Regions from separate parts of the Homo sapiens genome. Here region 1 is linked to region 2. A link is an interaction called in ENCODE POLR2A ChIA-PET data of the cell type or tissue named here. Cell type or tissue: A673. All regions are shown on one strand. Links, peaks and the distances in the headings refer to the core of each region. The heading gives the core; the rest is flanking DNA. Region 1 overlaps LINC02574 (long intergenic non-protein coding RNA 2574). Region 2 overlaps FAM76A (family with sequence similarity 76 member A).

Region 1 (11,935 bases), core at 3,435-8,434, 100 kb after region 2:
GTTCTGTGCCGTGAAGCCACAGAAAGGATAGTCAGGTTAGGGAACAGGCTCATCTGTAGAGGCCAGTAAAGAAATGGAGCCTTGGTTATTCCAAAAAGCAAGTCCAAGCACCTACCCCCCAGTATCCAAGTCCCAGTCCCCAGCCTCAGAACCCAGTCCCAGAAATCCAGCCCCCATTTCCCCGCTCCAAGCACCAGTTCCCAGAGAAACGTCCAGTGCCAAGTCAGAAGCTGGCAGAGGCCCACTGGTTCATTATCTGTGTGAACAAATGGCATGGGCCCACAGGAGAGATTTTTTTTTTTTTTTGAGACAGGGTCTTGCTCTGTCGCCCAGGCTGGAGTGCAGTAGCACAATCACGGCTCACTGCAGCCTTGACCTCCTGGGCTCAAGTGATCCTCCCACCTTAGCCTCCCAATTGGGACCACAGGCATGGACCACCACATCCAGCTAGTTTTTTTTTTTTTTTTTTTTTTTTAGATGGAGTTTCGCTCTGTCACCCAGGCTGGAGGGCAATGGTGCAATGGTGCGATCTCGGCTCACTGCAACCTCCACCTCCCGGGTTCAAGCGAGTCTCCTGCCTCAGCCTCCCGAGTAGCTGGGATTACTGGTGCGTGCCACCATGCCCGGCTAATATTTGTATGTTTAGTAGCTACGGGGTTTCGCCATGTTGGCCAGGCTGGTCTTGAACTCCTGACTTTAGGTGATCTGCCTGCCTCAGCCTGACCACAAATTCTTGATGAACCAGTAGAGCTTGCCTCCCAGCACCCACAGCTACCAGGGCACAGCGTGGTTTAACTGCTCCAGGTTCTGATCTGCAGAAGGGGTAGGGGTCTTCACTCAGCCATGATCACTATCCTTGGAACCCACCAAACTAAGCCCATTTCTCCTTCAGTCTTTCACACTTGGGCCAAAGACACCTCCAGGCATGCCGGTGCCTAGGCCAGACACCTTCCCAAAGGCTTTTCCCCCTAACTTTTCAGTGATGGCTCCTTCTGCACTCTTTGGTCTTCACTCAAATGTCACCTCCTCAGAGAAGCCCTCCCTGACCACCTACTTTAAAATTGCCTCCTTGTTTCTCTCTACCATAGTAATTGCCAACTTGTCTGCCCCTTGGAATCATCTGAGAGCTTAAAATTGTATGGATACCTGTGTCTCACTCACGGTGTGGGAACAGCTTGCTCTCCATGTCACTCTTTTAATTTTCTGTATAAAGCCAGTAAAGACATAGAGTCTTGGTGACTCCAAGAAGTAGGCCCGGGTACCCAACCCCAAGTACCCAAGTCCCAGTCCTCAGCCTCAGAGCCCAGCTCCAAACACCCAGGTCCAAAGTTTTACATATATTAACTCTTTTCATCCTTACAATAATTCTCTCGGGTGTTCTTAGGATCCGCATTTTACAGATGAAGAGATCAAGGTACAGAGAGGTTAAATAATTTCCCTAAGGCAAGCAGCTAGCAAGTGACAGGACAAGGATTTGAACCCAGAGAGTCTGCCTCTGTAGAACAGTGCCTGGCATCTAGAGGGGCTCAATAAATAATTGTCCAATGAATGAATGACTTAATCTTAACTCCCTCTGCCTCACCCACCCCCATATTCAATCCATCAACCCACCTGCCTGAGGATTGTATCTTCTAATTATTTATTGAATCTGTTCATGTCCCACCCACAGTAGCCTCCCTCTCATCTAGCTTACTACCTTCCATGCTGGAGGGCACCTCCTAGGTGTCCCTGTGTCCACTCTTACTCCCGTATCCACTCCTGTCTATTCTCCACACAGAGGTAGGGAGATTTTAAAACACTAAGTACCCAGTGACTGCCCACAGCACTTAGAAGAAAATTCTATTTCCTTACTATGGCCTCCAAGGTCTTAAATAATTCGCTCCCGTAAACCTCCAGAGCCTCATCTCACTCAGTTTCCTTTCCCTTATTTTCCAGCCTGCTAGCCTCATTGCCTTTGCACAAGCTCTTCCCTCTGCCTGGAACACTTGTTGCTTCAGGAGTCGGCTCGATGTAACTTCTACAGGGACCTGAGCCCCAATCCAAGTTAGACACCTGGTTATTGCAGCAGCCTGTATCTCACCGTCCCAGAATGAATCATGACTGCAATGAAAACGATGGCATGAGCATTTGTTACCATCAGGCTTCCGCCCTAGATTATGAGCTCCCTGAGGACAAGCAGAGGGTTCATCTCTCTTTATAGCTAGAACCCAGCACAGCGCCTGGCACTCAGGAGGCACCCAATTACTTTGGCTGACTGGATAGACATACATACAGACGGACGGATAAATGGCTGGAAGAGGAGTGATTGAAAAAATACATTTTAAAATGCCCTGGCTGCATTTCTTAGAGCAGTTATAATGCGCGCAATTCACACGGGAATTATTTTCACCCTTTGAGGGTCCGCACCCACCGGTGCCCCAGTCGCCTTTCCCAGGCAAGGCCACTGGGCGGGGCATCCGGGGCCGTCGGAGTGACGTAACAGCGGGGCGCGTCCGGAGCCGGCCCTCACTTCCTGATTGGCAAGCGCGGTGGCCACACCCACCGCCGCAGCCGTCGGAGTAGAGATGGTGGCAGCGATGGGCGGAGGGGGAGGCCCGGCGTTCGCGCAGACGGCGGTGGGGCGGTGGGGCGGTGGGGCGGTGGGGCGGCCGCGCCGGCTTCAGGGCGTCGGGGTCTCCCGGGGCACGTTCATGAAGCCGGCGAGGTGGAGACTGGGCGCCGAGCGGTTTGCGAGGCTCGCGCGGTTCCGGGGGGCAGTGGGACGGCGGAGGGCTCGTGCGCTGCGGCTGGACCGCTCCCCGCGGCGGGCCGGGCACAGGGTGTGACCGGGCCTCCGGGCGCTCGCTGCAGCGCGTCTATTTCGGTGCCTCTGACCTCAGCGAGGAAAGTCCCAGAAACACAGCCCCACCCTCCCTCTCACCCTCCTTGACACGCTCGCCTCTTCCCCACCACCCCAAACTCAGACCCAGAAGAACTGCGGGAAACTAGGCGCCTGCAGACCTGGTTTCTTAGCCCTAACTCTGTGTGACCCAGAACAGGAGTCCATGACTTGTGGACGTTAGTCCGCTTATCTGTAAAATGAAGCGACACCTGCGTTAGATGATGCGAGGTATGAAGTACCCTGCACTAGGGGTGCTGGTGCTAGGTGCTCCAGGGTTACTAGTTTCTTCCTGATCCTGCCGCTGATGTGCTCTGTGTCTTAGAGCAATTTCACTTAACCTCCGGGGCCAGGCTTCCCCCATCCTAGGATGAGTCAATTGCCTTTCTAGTCCCAGGGTCCTGGGGGCCAGGCCTTCTTGAATCATGGAGTCCGTGGCAAGCTAAGAGCAGGCACCGCCTCCTGGTGTCGGGGCTCTTGCCTTTCTGAGCCCTCACCCTCTTCTTTCCCCATGCTCCCCACCCCCCAGCTCAGGGCCCTCCAGCCTTGTCTCTTGACTTCTCTAAGGTTCCTCTGACAAGTGAGTTTTCTCATCCTCCCTGATGGCTCGAATGAGGTTGTGCCTAAGATGGCTGGGCTCCCCAGAGGCTCTTTGAGGTTTCAGTCTGCTGAGACCTTAAAGGGCATCCCAGGACAACCTTCCTGCATGTTCCTACCAAGGTTGAGTCACTCCCCTGCACAAAACCATTCAGAGGCTCCGTATGGCCCTCAGGCCACTTGGCAAGACCCACAGGCCACAATACCAAGGTCTCTCTTCTCAGCCAAGCCCCCAGGCAGGCTATAGCCAGACTCAACTTTCAGCTGTCTTTCCTCTCTCCCAGTGACACAAACCTCTGCTGGGATCACTTCTTCCCTGAGCCATCCCCTCACACCTTTTACCTGGCTAACTCCTCATCCCTGATCATCATGGAAGAGGATGGATCCTGACCCCTAAGGTGGGTCTCAGTTCAGCTGAGGACTGGTGAGTGACTGCTGACCTCACTCAGCGCAGCCACTCCCCTCCTTGCCTCCTTCCCTCTGCCCACGTTGAACTTTCAGCTGCTTGAAAATACATGTCTCTCTCGCCTCTGAGCCTTTGCACCTGTTTTTCTCTCAGACCTAAACACTCTTCCCTTCCCTATTTAACTTGTATTTATCCTTCAAAAAAAAAAAATCTCAGTTTAGGGCCAGGTGTGGTGGCTCATGCCTGTAATCCCAGCATTTTGGGAAGCCAAAGTGGGCGGATCACCTGAGGTCAGGAGTTCAAGACCAGCCTGGCCAACATGGCAAAACCCCATCTGTACTAAAAATAGCAAAAATTAGCCGAGCATGGTGGCATGCACCTGTAGTCCCAGCTACTCAGGAGGCTGAGGCAGGAGAATCGCTGGAACCCAGGAGGCAGAGGTTGCAGTGAGCCGAGATTGCACTACTGCACTCCAGCCTGGGCGACAGAGCGAGACTCCGTCTCAAAAAAAAAAAAAAAAAAAAAAAAAAAAAAAAATCAGTTTAGAAGTCAGTTTCTCTATGGGTTGGAGGCTGGAGTTCATGACCAGCCTCTGCAATATAGAACACATACTGTCTTGGCAGTATTTAATGTCTCCCCATTAGAATGTAAGTTATCGGTTGGCAGTGGTGGTGGCTCACACCTGTAATCCCAGCACTTTGGGAGGCCAAGGTGAGATGATTGCTTGAGGCTAGGAGTTCAAGACCACCCCGAGCAACATAGCAAGACCCCATTTCTACTAAAAAAAAATTTTTTTTTTTTGAGATGGAGTTTCACTCTTGTTGCCCAGGCTGGAGTGCAATGGCGTGGTCTCATCTCACTGCAACCTCCACCTCCCGGGTTCAAGCAATTCTTCTGCCTCAGCCTCCCAAGTAGCTGGGATTACAGGCATGCACCACCATGCCTGGCTAATTTTGTATTTTTTTTAGTAGAGATGGGGTTTCTCCATGTTGGTCAGGCTGGTCTCGAACTCCTGACCTCAGGTGATCCACCCGCCTCAGCCTCCTGAAGTGCTGGGACTACAGGCATGAGCCACCATGCCTGGCCTCTACTAAAAATTTTTTAAAATTAGCTGAGCATACCTGGCATGTACCTGTAGTTCCAGCTAATCGGGAGGCTGAGGCATGAGCATCACTTCTGCATAGGAGGTTGAGGCTGCAGTTAAGCTTAAGATCAAGCCATTGCACTCCAGCCTGGGCAACAGAGCAAGACCCTGTCTAAAAAAAAAAAGAGAAGAGAAGAGAAGGGAGGGAAGGGGAGGGGGCGGAGAGGAGACCGAGTGTGGTGGCTCACACCTGTAATCCCAACACTTTGGGAGGCCGAGGCGGGTGGATCACCTGAGGTCAGGAGTTCAAGACCAGCCTGGCCAACATGGCAAAACCCCATCTTTACTAAAAAAATACAAAACTTAGCCAGTCGTGGTGGTGGGCGCCTGTAATCCCAGCTACTTGGGAGGCTGAGGCAGGAGAATCATTTGAACCTGGGAGACGGAGGTTGCAGTGAGCCGAGATCGCGCCATTGCACTTCAGCCTGGGCAACAAGAGGGAAACTCCGTCTCAAAAAAAAAAAAAAAAAAAAAAAAAGATGTAAGTTACAGGAGAGTAAAGATGCCTTGTCACTATATCTCCTAATGACAATGATGGCCACAGGCCCTGGCCCAAAATGGAATCTCAGTAGGAGTTTATTGAATTAATGAGTGAGTGAATCTCTACCCAGTGCTTGTCCAGTCCCTGCTTACATACCTCCAGAGGCAGGGAGCTCACTACTCTTGAAGCAGCCCACTCCGTTTGCAATTAGAAGACCTCTAATTCCTGCCCACCCCCAACCATTGCCGAAGAGATTCCCTGGAGCTGAGGCCCAGAGAGAGTGATTACCTTGCCTGAGGTAGTTGGTGCAGAGCCAAGACCTACTCAACTGTCCTGAGGGCATGTGCAAGCTCACCTAATCCTGAAAGAGCCCCTAGGTGTCAGCACTGGCCAGATCCCCCACAGCCTGTACCCATTTGTAGGCCTGGGACTTGAGCCGCCATCGCAGCCCATTTCCCCTTTGCTCAGGAGCAGCCAACCAGCATCTGCTGAAGACAGGGATAGCAGGTCCCCAGTCTGGGAGCGGGGAAGCTAAGAAGGAAGCACTTTCAGGTAGCACTGGACTTCTGTTGCCCCTTTCAACCCCCATGCCAGCCCTATAAAGCAGGACTTGTCGTTCCCATTTTACAGATGCGCAAACTGAGGTGCTAGTTACCTAAGATAACACAGCAAGATAGTGGCAAAGCCAGGCCTAACTTCAAAGCCTGACCTCTTTCCTCTGCCCCTCAGCTTGGTGCCTCTTGTCTATCTGCCCTACTTCCAGGCCAATTCTTTCCTAAGCCTCATGAGGTCCTGAAGTGTCCTGTGGCTTTTGTTCCCCAAGCTGGGTCCCGCCCACAGTGAGGACTCACCAGCTGTGCTTTGGCAGCAGCTAAGAGCTGGCTGAATAACAGGAGTCATCCCTTCCTTCTGTATTTAGTCACTCCCTAAAACTGCAGGGGACCCCGACCAAATTAGGTAGTGGCCAAGGAGGTGTTTTGGAGAGGCCAAGCCCCTGAAACTAGGCCAGGCCACCTATTTGCTGTATCACTTAGGTCTGTTTCTTTCATGGAGCCTCAACTTACCATCTATAAAGGGGGTGAATTATCCTTTCTCAGGGCCTCTGTGTGCAAGGATTCAGGAAAGCTGCTCTCCTCTCTGCCAGGCCACCTCACCTTTGCACCTTCACCTTGAGGAACAGATCCCCACCCCACCCCCCCCGGCCAGGGTCCTTTTGTTGGCAGAACTCCAGCATAAACTGCACATAACCTGATTGTTAATGGGGGCCACAGATCCGGGGTTGGGGGCCCAGCTCCCCAGCTTCAGCCCTTCCTGGCCTTGGTTCCTGCTGGGGAACAGGCTCTGTCATCATGTCTGCTTCCTCTTCTTTCTGTGGCCTTTGCAGAGCCATTTCCCAGGGGGCTCTGCCTCTCCTGCCTCCTGTCTCCTCCTCTGTCTTCCCACCCTTCTTCCTCACACAGTGTTTATCCGCGCCTACTCTGGGCCTGGCACTTGGCTCATAGAGCTGAATAAGCTCAGGGCCTGTCCTTGCAAAGCTCACAGTTTGATGGGGGAAAATGGACAAGGAAACCAAGTTACAATTTATTCACCCATCCCAAATCCTATTGCCCTCCCTGCCGCTACCCTCACCCCTGCAGTCTGCACTCCACGCAGTAGCCTGAGTGATCCTGTTAAAACGGAGGTCAGAACATGTCACTCTTCTGCTCAACCCCCTCGCCCCCCCCATGGCTCCTGGTGTCAGAGGAAAAGCCAATGTCCTTGCTGTGACCTACAAGGCCCTGCGTGATCTACCTCACTGCCTCCCACTCTCTGCTCTGATCACTCCCTTCCAGCTGCACTGGCCGCCTTGCTGTTTTTCAGCATGCCAGGCGTGCTCCTGCCTCAGGCCTCTGCATTTGCCCTTGGCCCTGCCAGGCATGTCTTCCCCCAGGTAGCCACGTGGTCTCCCATCCTTCACTCAGGTATCTCCCCCTCATCCAGGGGACTTCCCTGGCTGCCTATCTAAATATTACCCCTTAGTTGCCTTCTGCTCTTTTACCTGCTTTATTTTTTTTCTTAGCCACTACCAAATAACATGTAATTATTGATTTTCTTTTTCCTGCAAAGGCATAAATCCCATGAGGTCTCCTGAGGTTCCCCACCCCCAAAAACAAACAAAAAAAGGACAGAAGAGAGAGAAAGAAAAAGAATGCCAGAAAAATTCTGGAAAAAAAAAAAGGCAACACTCACTGACTACTGTTAGATAACAATATTTAAAGCCTCAAAAATTAAAACAACTTGGGGCTTGATGGGGTGGCTCACGCCTGTAATCCCAGCACTTTCGGAGGCCAAGGCGAGTGGATCACTTGCGGTCAGGAGTTCAAGACCAGACTGGCCAACATGGTGAAACCCCATCTCTACTAAAAATACAAAAATTAAGAGCCGGGCATGGTGGCTCACGCCTGTAATCCCAGCACTTTGGGAGGCCGAGGCAGGCGGATCACCTGAGGTCAGGAGTTCGAGACCAGCCTGGCCAATGTGGTGAAACCCTGTCTCTACTAAAAATACAAAAATTACCTGGGTGTGGTGGTGCATGCCTATAGTCCCAGCTACTTGGTAGACGGAGGCAGAGAACTGCTTGAACCCGGGAGTTGGAGGTTGCAGTGACCCAAGATCATGCCACTGCACTCCAGCCTGGGCAACAGAGTGAGACTCCATCTTAAAAAAAAAAAAAATACAAAAATTAGCCAAATTAGCCTGGCCTGGTGGCAGGCGCCTATAGTCCCAGCTACTCAGGAGGTTGAGGCAGGAGAATCACTTGAACCCAGGAGGCAGAGGTTGCAGTGAGCCGAGATCATGCCACTGCACTCCAGCGTCCTAGACGATGAAAAGAGATTCCATCTCAAAAAAATAAAATAAGAATAAATAAATAATTAAGTCTGGGCATGCTGGCTCATGCCTGTAATCCCTGCACTTTGGGAGGCCGAGGCGAGTGGATCACTTGAGGTCAGGAGTTCGAGACAAGCCTGGCCAACATGGTGAAACCCCTTCTCTACTAAAAATATAAAAATTAGCCAGACGTGATGGTGGGTGCCTATAATCCTAGCCACTTGGGAGGCTGAGGCAGGAGGATTGCTTGAACCCAGGAGGCAGAGGTTGCAGTGAGCCGAGATCAAACCACTGCACTCCAGCCTGGGCGACAGAGCGAGACTCGGTCTCAAAACAAAACAAAACAAAAAATAATAATTAAAACCACTTGGTTTGGTTCAGGAAGAGACAAACAGACCAATGGACTAGAATAGAAAGTCCAGAAATAGACCTAATTGCACGCGAGAATTTAGTATTTGATAAAGGTGTCCTCTCAAAGTGGAAAATGGACTCTTTAATAAATGGTGTTGGGACACCTAGGTAGCCAACTAGGAAAAAAAAAATTAGATCCGTGCCTCACACTGAGCACCAGGATGAGCTCCCAAGGGATAAAATATTTAAATGTTTGAAAAATCAAAATAAAACCGTAAAGGCACTAGAGGAAAACATGGGAGAATGTATAATCTCATAGTGGAGAAAGTTTAACCATGACTCAAAAATCAAAAAGCTGTAAAAAGAAAAGATTGATAAAGTCAACTATATAAAAATCAAAAACTTCTGCATGGAAAAACACTATAAATCAACGCATAAGACAAATGACAATCTGGGGGAAATATTTACAACTCTAATCACAGACAAGGGAACATCTCGCTTATTTAGAAAGAATTCCAGGAAATTGATTAATCTTATAGAAATAGAGGCCTAGGCCGGGCGCGGTGGCTCACGCCTGTAATCCCAGCAATTTGGGAGGCCAAGGTGGGCAGATCACCTGAGGTCGGGAGTTCAAGACCAGCCTGACCAACATGGAGAAACCCCGTCTCTACTAAAAATACAAAAAAATTAGCTGGGCATGGTGGCGCCTGCCTGTAATCCGAGTTACTCAGGAGGCTGAGGCAGGAGAATCGCTTGAACCTGGGAGGCGGAGGTTGCAGTGAGCCGAGATCACGCCATTGCACTCCAGCCTGGGCAACAAGAGCGAAACTCCATCTCAAAAAAAAAGAAAAAAGAAAAAAAGAAAGAAATAGAGGCCTAGCATATGAACTGACGGTTCCCAGAAAAGTAAATATAAGTGATTCTTAAACACATAAAAAGAAGCTCAAACTCAAAAGAAATGCAAACCAGAAAAACTAGACTAGAATATTGCTACAGTTTGAACATTACGCCGCGAAAAGCAGGTGCTGGGAACTTAACCCCATACAACAGTGTTGGGAGGTTGGGCCTAAGGAGAGGTGTTTAGGTCATGAGGGTTTCACCCTCATGAATGGATTGGTGGTGCTGTTATAGCAGGAGTGGGATTATTATTCTGGGAACAGATTCATTATAAAAGGGCAAGTTCAGTTCCCTTTTCTTCTCTGTCACCCTCTCTTTGCTCTTCCACCATGGGATGACACAGCAAGAGGGCCCAAGCCAGATGTGGGCCCCATGATCCTGGAATTCCCAGCCTCCAAAACTGTGAGCCAATACACTTCTGTTTATGATTAATTATCCATTCTGTGGGATTTTATTATAGCAGCACAAAATGGACTAAGATACGATGTCTTATCAGTCTGGCCAAAAAAACCCCAAAAGCTGAATAACATATTCTGTGAGCATTTCTATGAGGAAATAGTACTACTCTCACACATGTTCTCACACATGACTCTCACATGTGTGAATATAAATTGGTAAAAGGGCATTTTGGCAAAATCTATCAAAATACCTTCAGATAACCTATTTCTGGGAATTCATCTTCGGATAGACTTGCATGAGTAATAAATGATGTATGTATAAAGTTATTCTCTGCAGCACTGTTTCCATAGCCAAAGACTGGAAACAACCCAACTGTCGATTAGTAAGGGGCTAGACTAGGTAGAGCACAGTCCATCCACAAAATGGAATACTATATGGCTACGAAAAAGAATCAGGGAGATCTGTGTGTTCTAGTAGGGAAAGCTTTATAAAGGATACTGAGGGCCGGGTGCAGTGGTTCATGCCTGTAATCCTAGCACTTTGGGAGGCTGAGGCAGGCGGATCACCTGAGGTCGGGAGTTTGAGACCAGCGTGACCAACAGGGAGAAACCCCATCTCTACTAAAAATACAAATTTAGCCAGGTGTAGTGGTGCATGCCTGTAATCCCAGCTACTCAGGAGGCTGAGGCAGAAGAATCGCTTGAACCCAGGAGGTGGAGGTTGCAGTGAGCCAAGGTTGCACCATTGCACTCCAGCCTGGGCAACAAGAGTGAAACTCCATCTCAAAATGAAATAAAATAAAGGATACTAAGTTTGGCCATGCACGGTGGCTCACACCTGAAATCCCAGCACTTTGGGAGGCCGAGGCGGGTGGATCACTTGAGGCCAGGAGTTCAAGACCAGGAGTTCAAGACCAGCCTGTCCAAAATGGTGAAACCCTTCTCTACTAAAAATACAAAAATTAGCCAGGTGTGGTGGTGTGCACGTCTGTAGTCCCAGCTACTTGGGAGAATTGCTTGAACCTGGGAGGCAGAGTTTGCAGTGAGCTGAGATCGTGCCACTGCACTCCAGCCTGGTGACAGAGCGAGACTACTTCTCAAAAATAAATAAATAAACAAATAAATAATAAATAAATAAATAAACCATATTACTCTCCTGCTCAGAAACCTTCCAGTGGTTTCCCATCACATTGATAATAAAACCAAATATCCTTCCTGTAGCGGAGAAGGCCCACCAGCGTGAGCACATCCTTGCTGAACAGCTCTCAGTTCATCTCCCCTCGCTCACTGTCTTCCAGCCACACCGGCCCCCAGGCAGACTCTCGCCTTGGGACCTTTGCACTCACAGTTCCCTCACTTTATTCAGGTCACTGCTAAATGTCACCTCTGCAAAGAGGCCTTCTTTCACCTAAAAAATACAAAAATAAAAAAAAATTCTTTTACACAGCCCTGACCCCTGATTGCCAAGACGTTCTAGCCCCTTCCTTTCTTTGCTTCTCTTCAAAGCGAGTCTCACCAGTGATGTCACACATCTGTTGATTGTCTCCTCCACTTCTAAGTTCCAAGAGGGGAGGGGACTGGAGCTGCCTTGTTCACAGCCCTCTCCTCAGGCCCTAGCACAGGGCCTGGCACATTCAGTAAATATTTGTTGAATGAATGGATGAAATGTGACACCAGATGTAAAGTGCTTAGCATGGTCCTGGCTCACAGCAGGGGTTTGATAAATGTGACTTCCTTCTCCTTCCCTGGGACACCTTCACACTCCTCTCACCCCTGCCCCTCCAGGAATACCTCCCATGTGACCACATGGGCTCCTTGTCTCAGGGTGCCCTCCCTCTCTTCTTTCCACGTGGCCTTTTCATTTGGCTGTTGACGGGCGGGGGGGATATGACATGACTTCTCCATTACACAATGG
Region 2 (10,866 bases), core at 105-5,104:
AACCAGGGAATTCCACACCCTCTTTTTCTCTAAAGCTTTCCTGAAAATTACACAAAGTCCTGAACTAACATTTCTGAATATTTGAGAATAATAGTTGCTACCAATTACTGAACTTTTACTATGTTGCAGAAAAACTGATTATATGATTATATTACTTCAGTAGATCTTTATGATAACATTGTGAGAGTAGTAGTCCCATTTTATAGAGGAGAAAACTGATCTTTAGAAAGGGTTAAGGAATGTGGCCAAGATCATATACAGAGTTAGCAAGGGGCAGAGCTAGATTTCAAACCCCAGACCCCCTTCTGTTGACTGCTCTTCAAGGAAATTCTAAATCAGAGGTGATGTGTGAGCTGAGCTTTGAGATGTATTAACAATAGGCACATAAGGTGAGCAGGAGGGCAACCAAGCAGAGAACAGTATAGGCACAGGCAGATAAATGTGAGATAACAGAGATTATTTGAATGGCTGATGAGGTTGGAGAGATGGGCAGGCATTATGCTAAAGAGCCTGTATTCCAAGCTTCCTGAAAGCTTTGGGAAACAATCTGCTTTTGCTCCTTTAAAAACCCTAACTCTGGGCCAGGAGTGGTGGCTCATGCCTGTAATCCCAGCACTTTGGGAGGCCAAAAGGGCGGAATACTTGAGCTCAGGAGTTTGAGACCAACATGGGCAACATGGTGAAACCCCATGTCTACAAAAAAAAAAAAAAAAAAAACGAAAATTAAAATAGCTGGGTGTGGTGGTGTGCGCCTGCAGTCCCAGCTATTTAGAGGACGGAGGTGGGAGGATCGCTTGAGCCAGGGAGGTTGAGTTTACAGTGAGCTGAGACTGCACCACTGCCCAACAGCCTGGGCAACAGAGCAAGACCCTGTCTCAAAAAAATAAAAATAATAAATAAATAAAAACTATCTCTGCAAAGCAGTAGAAACAAGTGTTCATCTTGTCCCTGTTTTACAAAAATCCTTTTATGTGCCATTCTGATCTAGTCCATGGAGAGAATATACTTGGGCCATTTTCACTTGACAGTCATGTAGTTATGTGGATAGAACACAGATCTCTTCCCATGAATTTCCACCTTCCTAGCAGGAGAAAGCATAGCACAGTAGAAAGAACAGTAGAGTCAGAAAGACTTCCAGTCCCTTGTTCCGCCATTTACTAGCTGTGTGGTTTGGACATATTAACCTCTTCGGGTCTGTTTCCTCATCTGTAAAATGAGGTAGAAATTAGATGAATGCAAGTAAGGAATTTACATCAATGTCTTAGCTATTCAGAATGAATCACAGCATTCTGAACTTGGCAGAAAACAACATAAAGAGCCAGGGGAGATCAGAAACCCCTAAGAAGAAAAATACTGGAGGCATTCTTCATCTATGAAATGATTGTAACAATTCCCACCTCAAAGGCTTTTTTTTTTTTTTGAGATGGAGTCTTGCTCTGTAGCCCAGGCTGGAGTGCAGTGGCACGATCTTGGCTCACAGCAAGCTCCGCCTCACCGGTTCACGCCATTCTCCTGCCTCAGCCTCCCGAGTAGCTGGGACTACAGGCGCCCACCACCACGCCCAGCTAATTTTTTTGTATTTTTAGTAGAGACAGGGTTTCACCGTGTTAGCCAGGATGGTCTTGATCTCCTGCCCTCGTGATCCACCCGCCTTGGCCTCCCAAAATGGTGGGATTACAGGCATGAGCCACCAAGCCCGGCCTCAAAGGCTTTTTATAAGAATAAATGGGCCAGGCATGGTAGCTCATGCCTGTAATCCCAGCACTTTGGGAGGCCGAGGTGGGCGGGTCACTTGAGGTCAGGAGTTCAAGACCAGCCCGGCCAACATGGTGAGACCCCCATCTCTATGAAAAATACAAAAATTAGCTGGCTGTGGTGCCACATGCCTGTAATCCGAGCTACTCGGGAGGCTGAGGCAGGAGAATCACTTGAACCCAGGGAGGCAGAGGTTGCAGTGAGCAGAGATTGCACCACTGCACTCCAGCTTGGGTGACAGAGCAAGACCCTGTCTCAATCAAAAACAAAAACAAAAATCAGCCAGGTGTGGTGGTGCACGCCTGTAGTCCCAGCTAGCTATTCAGGAGGCTGAGGCACAAGAATCACTTAAACCCAGGAGTCAGAGGTTGCAGTGAACTATTGCACCACTGCACTCCAGCCTGGGTGACAGAGCAAGACTCTGTCTCAAAAAAAAAAAAAAAAAAAAAAAAAGAATAAATGAGTTAATACATATAAAGCACTTAAAACAGAGCTAGGCACGAAGTTAGCATCCAATAAAAGTTAGCTATTATTATTATAATATTAAGGCAAAATGAGATATTCTTTTTTGTTTGTTTTTGGAGACAGGGTCTGGCTCTGTCACCCACAGGCTGGAGTGCAGTGGTATGATCACTGCTCACCACAGCCTTGACCTCCCAGGCTAAGGTGATCCTCCCACCTTAGCCTCCCAAGTAGCTGGGACCATAGGTGCACACCATCAAGCCCTGCTAATTTTTGTATTTTTTGCAGAGATGAGGTTTCACCAATGGCCCAGGCTGGTCTTGAATTCCTGGGCTCAAGCAATCTGCCTGCTTCAGCCTCCCAAAGTGTTGGGATTACAGGTGTGAGCCAGTGTGCCCAGCCTAAAAATGAGATACTATTTAGAAAACCTGAAAACAAGATAACAGACATGAATCAGAGTAAGAATGTAAAAATGGAAGACAACTTCAGACCATAATAAGACTGGTCTTATTCTGAAGATATTAATGTGAAGATATTAGAAATATAAGATAGAAGATATTCTGATGTGAAAATAAAATATTAACACTGAGGCCGGGCACAGTGGCTCACACCTGTAATCCCAACACTTTGGGAAGATGAGGCAGGCAGATCACTTCAGATGAGGAGTTCGAGACCAGCCTGTCCAACATGGCGAAACCCCATCTCTACTGAAAATAGAAAAATTAGCCAGGCATGGTGGCAGGCACCTGTAATCCCAGCTACTTGAGAGGTTGAGGTAGGAGAATCGCTTGAACTCAGGAGGCAGAGGTTGCAGTGAGCCTGGGCGACAGAGACTCTGTCTCAAAAAACAAAAAAAGAAAAAAAAGAGTATTAATACTGAAGATAAACTAAGATATTAAAATATTAACATATTAAAGATGGGTCACTTAGTAAGAGTTGTCAGCAGTGGAAGCACAGTGACATAAGAGTCATGGCAGAAGGCCCACATGAACGCTGTTCAGGGAAGAGGAAGAAATGTCCCATGAACTTTGAGTATTATTGTCCCACAGACATGGCCATCCCCATGAGAAGAGAAAGAGACATTAGGTTCTTTTAGCCGGACAGCACTGAACATTCCAGTTACATAACTACCTCCTCGTGTCCCAACTCTATGCTTATTCAGCACCTTCTGATTACAGCCTCTCCAGGTAGCTCATGCCAAGAACTGTGTACTGTTTGTTACATGCTCCGCTGTGAACTGAGATGTGAACACTGGTTTTTTTATACATTGTCTCTGTAAGCTCAGTTAACAAATGTCCTCTCTGAGGCCAGGGGCAATGGCTCACATTTGTAATCCTAGCACTTTGGGAGGCTAAAATGGAAGGATCACTTAAGACCAGGAGTTCAAGACCAGTCTGGGCAACATAATAAGACCATGTCTCTACAAAAAATTTTAAAAATTGGCCGGGTACAGTGGCACATGCCTGTAGTCCAAGCTACTAAGTGGGCTGAGATGGGAGGATTGCCTGAGACTGGAAGTTAGAGGCTGCAGTAGCCATGATTGTGCCACTGCACTCCAGCCAGGGTGACACAGCTGAGACCCTGTCTCAAAAACAAAACAAAAAACAAAATGTCCTCTTTGAGAAGTGGAAGCTGCAAGTGCTGAGAAAAATCAGTTTTTTGAGCCCAACTGACTGGAGTAATGCCATCCCAAAAGTCATCTTGGCAGACAGCCAGCCTCTCCCCAGGATATCCCAACCTTGACATAGGCTCTCAACAAACATCAGTTAAAAAGGGTTATTATCATGTCCCATACCACATATCTCACCCTCGCATCATTCTGGTCAGAGAGGAATTAACTAAACCATACCTTCTTCTCTTTCTCTAAAATCATTTGATCCTTTTGATGCAACATCTTCTTCAGGGTAGCCACTTCTTCCTTCAGTTGGGCAATGATGACAAAGTGGTCAGTGCCTGGTGAGTCCAGAGCCAGGTCTGGGGAGAAGCTAAATTTAAAAATCAGGGGAAAATATTTTAACTTGGATGGATAAACTTTTCTCTACCTGAGGATGCATCCTAGACCACTTGTCTGCAAGCTCCTAAAGGGCAGGAATCCTAGCATCAAGCACATTGCACCACACATGCTGGGCTCAACGGCACTTGCTGAGCTGAACTGCAGAGGTAAGGTGGCCATCAGATAACTCTACGAACCAAAGCCACAACCTGGCAGCATCCCTGCAGCATCTTCTCTCACATTTAGGACGGAAATAAATGCCACATCCCAAGAGCTAAGGATACTGTTTCAGGTTCCTTAAAGATCCCCAGTGATGTACTAGAAAAACCATCCTAATTTTTGTGATTAGATAAATTCCTTAGAATTCCAGATAAATTATAAACTGTGAGCTCATGCATTTTTCTTTAATGCTTCCCTCAGAGCTCATCTTTCAGGTCCTTGTCTTCTGTCCCAAAGCACCGCAATGCAGTCAGTGTATCTGCCGAGAAGCTGCTGGATTCCCACCCAGGAGCAGTCAGTTCTTTTTCAAAAAAGATGAAACAGGAATGAAGCCAGCTTCCCCTACACTACAAATGGCCTGCAGATTGTCATTTCCAATATCAGGAATTCTGTAACATTGCTTTAGTAACGGAACAAAGAGGTGGCAAACTCCAGAGTCACACAACAACTTGGGCTTTTAACAGATTCCTCCCAATAACAGCATTAGAGCACTCTATTTTGTCAAAGTGCCAGATGGACTCCATGTCCTTTTAGCAGAGCCTCTTAAGAAGGGGCAGTTTTAGGCCGGGCGCGGTGGCTCACGCCTATAATCCCAGCACTTTGGGAGGCCAAGGCAGGCGGATCACCTGAGGTCAGGAGTTCAAGACCAGCCTGACCAACATGGAGAAACCTCATCTCTACTAAAAATAAAAAATTAGCTGGCCGTGGTGGTGCATGCCTGTAATCCCAGCTACTTGGGAGGCTGAGACAGGACAATTGCTTGAACCTGGGAGGCGGAGGTTGCAGTGAGCCAAGATTGCGCCATTGCACTCCAGCCTGGGCAACAAGAGCGAAACTCCGTCTCAAAAAAAAAAAAAAAAAAAAAAAAGAAGGGATAGTTTCAGGAAATCTGCAAAACCCCAAAATTATATGTACAATCTTGTCTACACATATAATGGGTGGTTTTTAGAGTGAGGATCCATAGCTTTCAATGGCCAGTCAGAAGTGCCTCAGACTCAAAGCAAGTTAAGGAATCACTGCCAAGAGGGTCAAATCCTGTTCTCTAGAGAGTTCTCAAAGAACGCTCTTTACTTTTCCCAGGACAATCTTTAAAGTAAAACACAAACCTGTTTTTCCTAAGCAGACACTGGAATACTCATTCTCAACTCCCTATATATAGTAACGACTCACTGTTCTTATATCCTAAACCACATCTAATAGCCAACATTTCTCTACACAGGAAGAAACTCCAAATAGCAAGCCTAACCAGTGGACAAACTACCTCACAGTTACCAAGTCAAACATTTCTATGGCTAGGACTGGAAGACATAAATAATCGACAAGAATATTCCTACCCTCCTCTCAGTTTACATGAAGCATATGAGAAGACTGTCAGAGGAAGAATGAATCAATGCTCTCATAACTAATGAATGGATGGAATTACTGCATAACAAAAATAAATGCAAAATCATAAAACAAGGTGTGCAGGAGAAAGTACTGAAAGGACCTATTACAGTCTCCACTAGTTTCAGATCTGGAAGCACCCTTAGAGCTGCAGTCTCACATCTGTTTCAATACCTGCTAAGGACCTGTCTTTCTTCAACTGAATAGAGTCTATTTAAACCCATAACTAGAGTAATGAGCTAATGTAAGTAACTTTTTGTTGTCCCCAAACCTCTTAATGCCCTACCCTTCCTGCTTCTTGTGAGAGGATTCCCCCCATACCAATAAATAGTTGACAACACCCATCCTTTCTATCCTGTGTTAGGGACTGACCTCACTAACTCTCTCTTTTCTCTTTTTTTCTTTTTGAGACAGAGTTTCACTCTTGTTGCCTAGGCTGGAGTGCAATGGCATGATCTCGGCTCACCACAACCTCCAGCTCACCACAACCTCTGCCTCCTGGGTTCAAGTGATTCTCCCGCCTTAGCCTCTCAAGTAGCTGGGATTACAGGCGTGCGCCACCATGCCTGGCTAATTTTTGTGTTTTTAGTAGAGACGGGGTTTCTCCATGTTGGTCAGGCTGGTCTCGAACTCCCGACCTCAGGTGATCCACCCACCTTGGCCTCCCAAAGTGCTGGGATTACAGGCGTGAGCCACCGTGCCCAGCCCTCACTAACTCTCTAATTCCTGGTTCAGTAAGAACTACTAGAAATGAAAAAAGATGGCTAGGGTAACAAGGCAGAAAAACCAGTCTCTTTCCTAATGGCTCCAATGACAGGGAACTACTACTTCTCCAGAAAAATTGTCTTTTACAAAAGCTCGTACTGTAAGAACAATTTTCTTGGGTTGAGCCAAAACCTGCCTCTCTATAACCCTACATATTGGTCCTGAGTCAGTCCTCAAAGGCTATACAGATTAATCTTTCAGGCACATTTCAGACGGAGAATAAAATGAAACTACGAGTTAAAAAAAAGAATGTCCTTTAGAAACAATAAACCACAAGCTGTGCCTGAGTGCCACCAGCTGTTGTGGCTGCTTTTTTGATTGCCTATGGAAAAATAAACACACATGATTAAAAAGTAGCCAGTGTATTTTCTAGAGGAAGGAAAACTAGAAATTAACTTATATTTTCCTAAAATTGAAAAGTTTTTGTTATAATTTCAACAAACAAATTAGGACATATTGAGACAGAGACTGTGGATGTTGTAGGATACTTAGAAAAAAAAGACTAAAGCATCTTATAAAGCCATTTTTGAAAGCTAAAATGTGTTCTGTCTAAAAAAAATAGAAGGCTAATGGATAAACAAAAAGGAGGAAAAATAATCAAACATAACTCAATATTAAATAAGAGAAGAGAATGTAGTAGTATAGAAAGGTCAGTGAAAAACCATTAGGCAGCAACTTGCAGAAAACATGGGGAATAAAAATAAAAGAATAAGAGCATAAATTTAAAAGTATATGAATATTTTAGGGGCTGGGTCTGGTGGCTCATGCCTATAATCCCAGCATGTTGGGAGGCCAAAGCAGGAGGATCACTTGAGGCCAGGAGTTCGAGACCCCATCTACACAAAAAAATTAGCCGAGTGTGGAGGCATGTGCCTGTAGTCCCAGCTACTTGGGAGGCTGGGGTGGGAGGATCGTTTGAGTCCAGGAGGTCGAGGCTGCAGTGAGCCATAATTGCGCCACTGCACTCCAGCCTGGGTGACACAGTGAGACCTTGTCTCAAAAGAAAAAAAACAAAAAAAGCCAGGCATAGTGGCTCATTCCTGTAATCCCAGCACTTTGGGAGGCCAACATAGGAGGATCACTTGAACCCAGGAGTTCAGGACTGGCCTGAGTAACATAGTGAAACCCTATTTCTACAAATACAAAAATTAGGCAGGCATGGTGGTGCATGTCTATAGTCCCAGCTACTTGGGAGGCTTAGGTGGAAGGATCACCTGAGCCCAGGAGGTCGAGGCTGCAGTGAGCCAAGATCGTGACACTGCATTCCAGCCTGGGCAACAGGGTGAGACCCTGTCTCAAAAAAAAGAAAAAAAAAAAAAAAGAAATGGGTAGCCAGTGAAATTTTGGTTTGGATGACATTAAAAAAGGACTGTCAAAAAAAATGTCAGAATGCTTTTTTCAAAGCAAAGTAAATGCAGGGAAAAAAAACCCACAACAAGTAAAGAGGACAGCAAAGTGGAATTTATCTTGTGCTATGAACATTTAAAAAAAAGAAATGCAAACAAGTAGAATAGAATGTTAAAAATGCTAATGCAGGAACATTTTAAATGGGTATGAAAATAGTTTTTGTGACAGCAGAAAACATTTCCAAATTTTCAAATTATAAATTACTTAGAAAAATAAATTAGCATGTCATTTTAAGGAAAAAGTTATCTCCCCTACCTTTTTTTTTGAGACAGAGTCTCACTGCCTAGGCTCAACTGCAGTGGCGCAATCATGGCTCACTGCAGCCTCAACTTCCCCAGGCTCAGGTGATCCTCCCACCACAGCCTCCTGAGTAGCTGGAATTACAGGCACACGCCACCATGCCCAGCTAATCTTTAGAGATGGTGTTTCATCATATTGCCCAGGCTGGTCTCAAACTCCTGGGTGATTCACCAGCCTTGGCCTCCCAAAGTGCTGGGATTACATGTGTGAACGACTGTGCCTGGTCAAAATGATCATTTAATATCTTTTCTGGAGGACACCATGAAAGACCATGTACCTATGTCAAGGATCAGCTTTCTACTTGAGGAAAACAGCATTGCTGATGACTGGATGCAATAAAACACTGAACAGAAAACTTGAGTTTTTAGCTTGGTGTATCCATAGCAATGGACAGCAAGAATAGTGGCAGTATCTCAAGAACAAAATAAGCTAATAGAAAGTGAACATTAAGGACTGGTTGGTTAAACTGGAAGATACGAACGAGCTTTTTCCAGGTCATTCAAACACAGCCTGGATCATAAATGAGCACAAAACAGAAATGAATCTAAAGCCATAGGTCTTGGCTTAGGCCTTTATAAAGCAGGGTGTTCAAAAAGTTCATTCCTTGAAGTAGTTTTTGCAGGGTCACATGCCCTGGCAGAGGTGATGGACAACCTGTGCCACATCCCTTTCTTCACAATGGCCAGACTAGCTTATGAGAGAACAGTAAAGCTGGCCAGAAAGATGATCTTTATGGTTCCTCCCCCCATGTAATCTGACTACCTAAATTAAGCATTCCAGAAGGTTCAATTCAAGAAGTTTAAAAATCAGTGAAACTAGTTCTAAAAACCTTGTAGAGTCTGAAAGCAAGTTAACAAAAAAGGCAATGGGAAAGAATGTTTTGTATCCCTCTAAATAAACAAAATCAGTCCTGGTAAGCCTATATGCTGGTCTGCTCCTATATCCACTACTGGCTGGGAAGGAGAACTGTGAATGGGAGGAGTTTTCAGGATGGAGATGATTTCAAAGATCGCAGGAAGTGTGTCAGGTGGTTTCACTTCAGGATGCCCAGGCCTGGAGGAACAGAAAAATGGTTGGTCCCAACACTTTGTTGAGAAGCAGCCCACTGTACCAACACAGATGGGACACTCTGGATATTAGGACCCAAGCAGCTCACAAGAGGAAGTACCACTGAGGAGGGGAGAGGAAAGTGAGGACTAAAAGTATGCATTTAGACTGGCTTGAAATGAAACAAAAACATGCAAATGCATCTCATTCTCTCCTGATCCAGAATCTGCACTGGGCTGGCTTTCTGAATGTTAAGGAAGTGTGGATCCTCACAAATTTGGCAACATTGCCTTAATCCCAACCTGTCTTTACCTCTCAAGATCAACTCCTCTCCTGCCTGCAGGAAGATATGGGCAGAGATCACAAAGAAAAGCATCCAGCTCTGGACTTCTTAGAATTAGTGTAGGGGAAGCTGGGCAAGGTGGCTCATGCCTGTAATCCCCGCACTTTGGGAGGCCGAGGTGGGCAGGTCACTTGAGGCCAGGAGTTCAAGTCAACATGGTGAAACCCTGTCTCTACTAAATGTACAAAAATTAGCTGGACATGGTGGTGCCCCTGTAATTCCAACTACTTGGGAGACTGAGGCATGAGAATTGCTCGAACCCAGGAGACAGAAGTTGCAGTGAGCCAAAATCGCGCCACTGCACTCCAGCCTGAGTGACAGAGTGAGACTGTCTCTTAAAAAAAATTATAATTTAGTGGACTGCAGAATTCAATTGCTATTAAATCAAGTTATGAGTTCTTATCTTTTAATGACAAGATTAGATTTATAAACAAATATCAGTACTGCTTACTTATAAGATTCACTGACAGCCACAGACTAATTCCAAGGCAGACCCTAAATGTATTCCTGTTTCAGGAACTGTGTATGCATTTCAAATGTGTGCGCACACATACTCCAACTGGCTCACCTGTCTCCATTAGTTGTGATTGACTCAAACTTGGACTTTTTCTTTGGGATTTCATTTTGAATTGAAGATGTAGAAAGTGTTTTCTGGCTTTTAATGGCAAAAATAGAGAGACACACATTAGAAATCAAAGATTAACAAAACATCACAATGAAAGTCTGTCAAATAGACCAATGTTAAGACAGCAGCTCTTCTATGCAAGAGCTAATAATTCTTGATTAATAAAGAATCTACCAAGGTGATGATTTTGTAGGCCTGGATGGATGGGTAGCTAGTTTCCACAGGATCAAAAAAAAAAATTCTTGGCCTTAATTAATTAAATATTACCTGCTTTATTAATAACCATGAGAACAAATATCAATAAAACTTCAATAAGAGGCCGGGTGCGGTGGCTCACGCCTGTAATCCCGGCACTTTGGGAGGCTGAGGCAGGCGGATCACGAGGTCAGGAGATTGAGACCATCCTGGCTAACACGGTGAAACCCCATCTCCACTAAAAATACAAAAAATTAGCCAGGCGAGGTGGCGGGCGCCTGTAGTCCCAGCTACGCAGGAGGCTGAGGCAGCAGAATGGCTTGAACCCCGGGGGCGGAGCCTGCAGTGAGCCGAGATCAATCCACTGCACTC

The links. ChIA-PET counts read pairs that join two places held together with the same protein. Peaks named below come from ENCODE experiments on the same cell type or tissue, not always from the same donor. Only the 100,000 strongest peaks of a DNase experiment are listed, where the experiment ranks them.
Region 1: POLR2A ChIA-PET joins it to region 2 with 5 read pairs; 4 of 35 experiments call an interaction of 5 or more read pairs at or near these places.

The regions. Positions count from the first base shown.
Region 1 is chr1:27,650,723-27,662,657 of GRCh38, reverse strand. It overlaps LINC02574 (long intergenic non-protein coding RNA 2574), which reads left to right. Exons shown (of 2, transcript NR_151722.1): 2 at 1,936-2,330. Among named protein-coding and RNA genes, the nearest start is that of LINC02574, 6.0 kb to the left of the region's middle. RefSeq lists enhancers at 1-83, 1-320, 2,922-3,422, 10,540-11,506 and silencers at 2,573-2,812, 7,745-8,147. In A673, for the core only: no CTCF peak of the experiment used is centred there; a DNase peak (open chromatin) is centred at 6,357.
Region 2 is chr1:27,748,531-27,759,396 of GRCh38, reverse strand. FAM76A (family with sequence similarity 76 member A) reads right to left here. Exons shown (of 9, transcript NM_152660.3): 6 at 10,243-10,329; 7 at 4,067-4,202. Among named protein-coding and RNA genes, the nearest start is that of STX12, 19 kb to the left of the region's middle. In A673, for the core only: no CTCF peak of the experiment used is centred there; no DNase peak of the experiment used is centred there.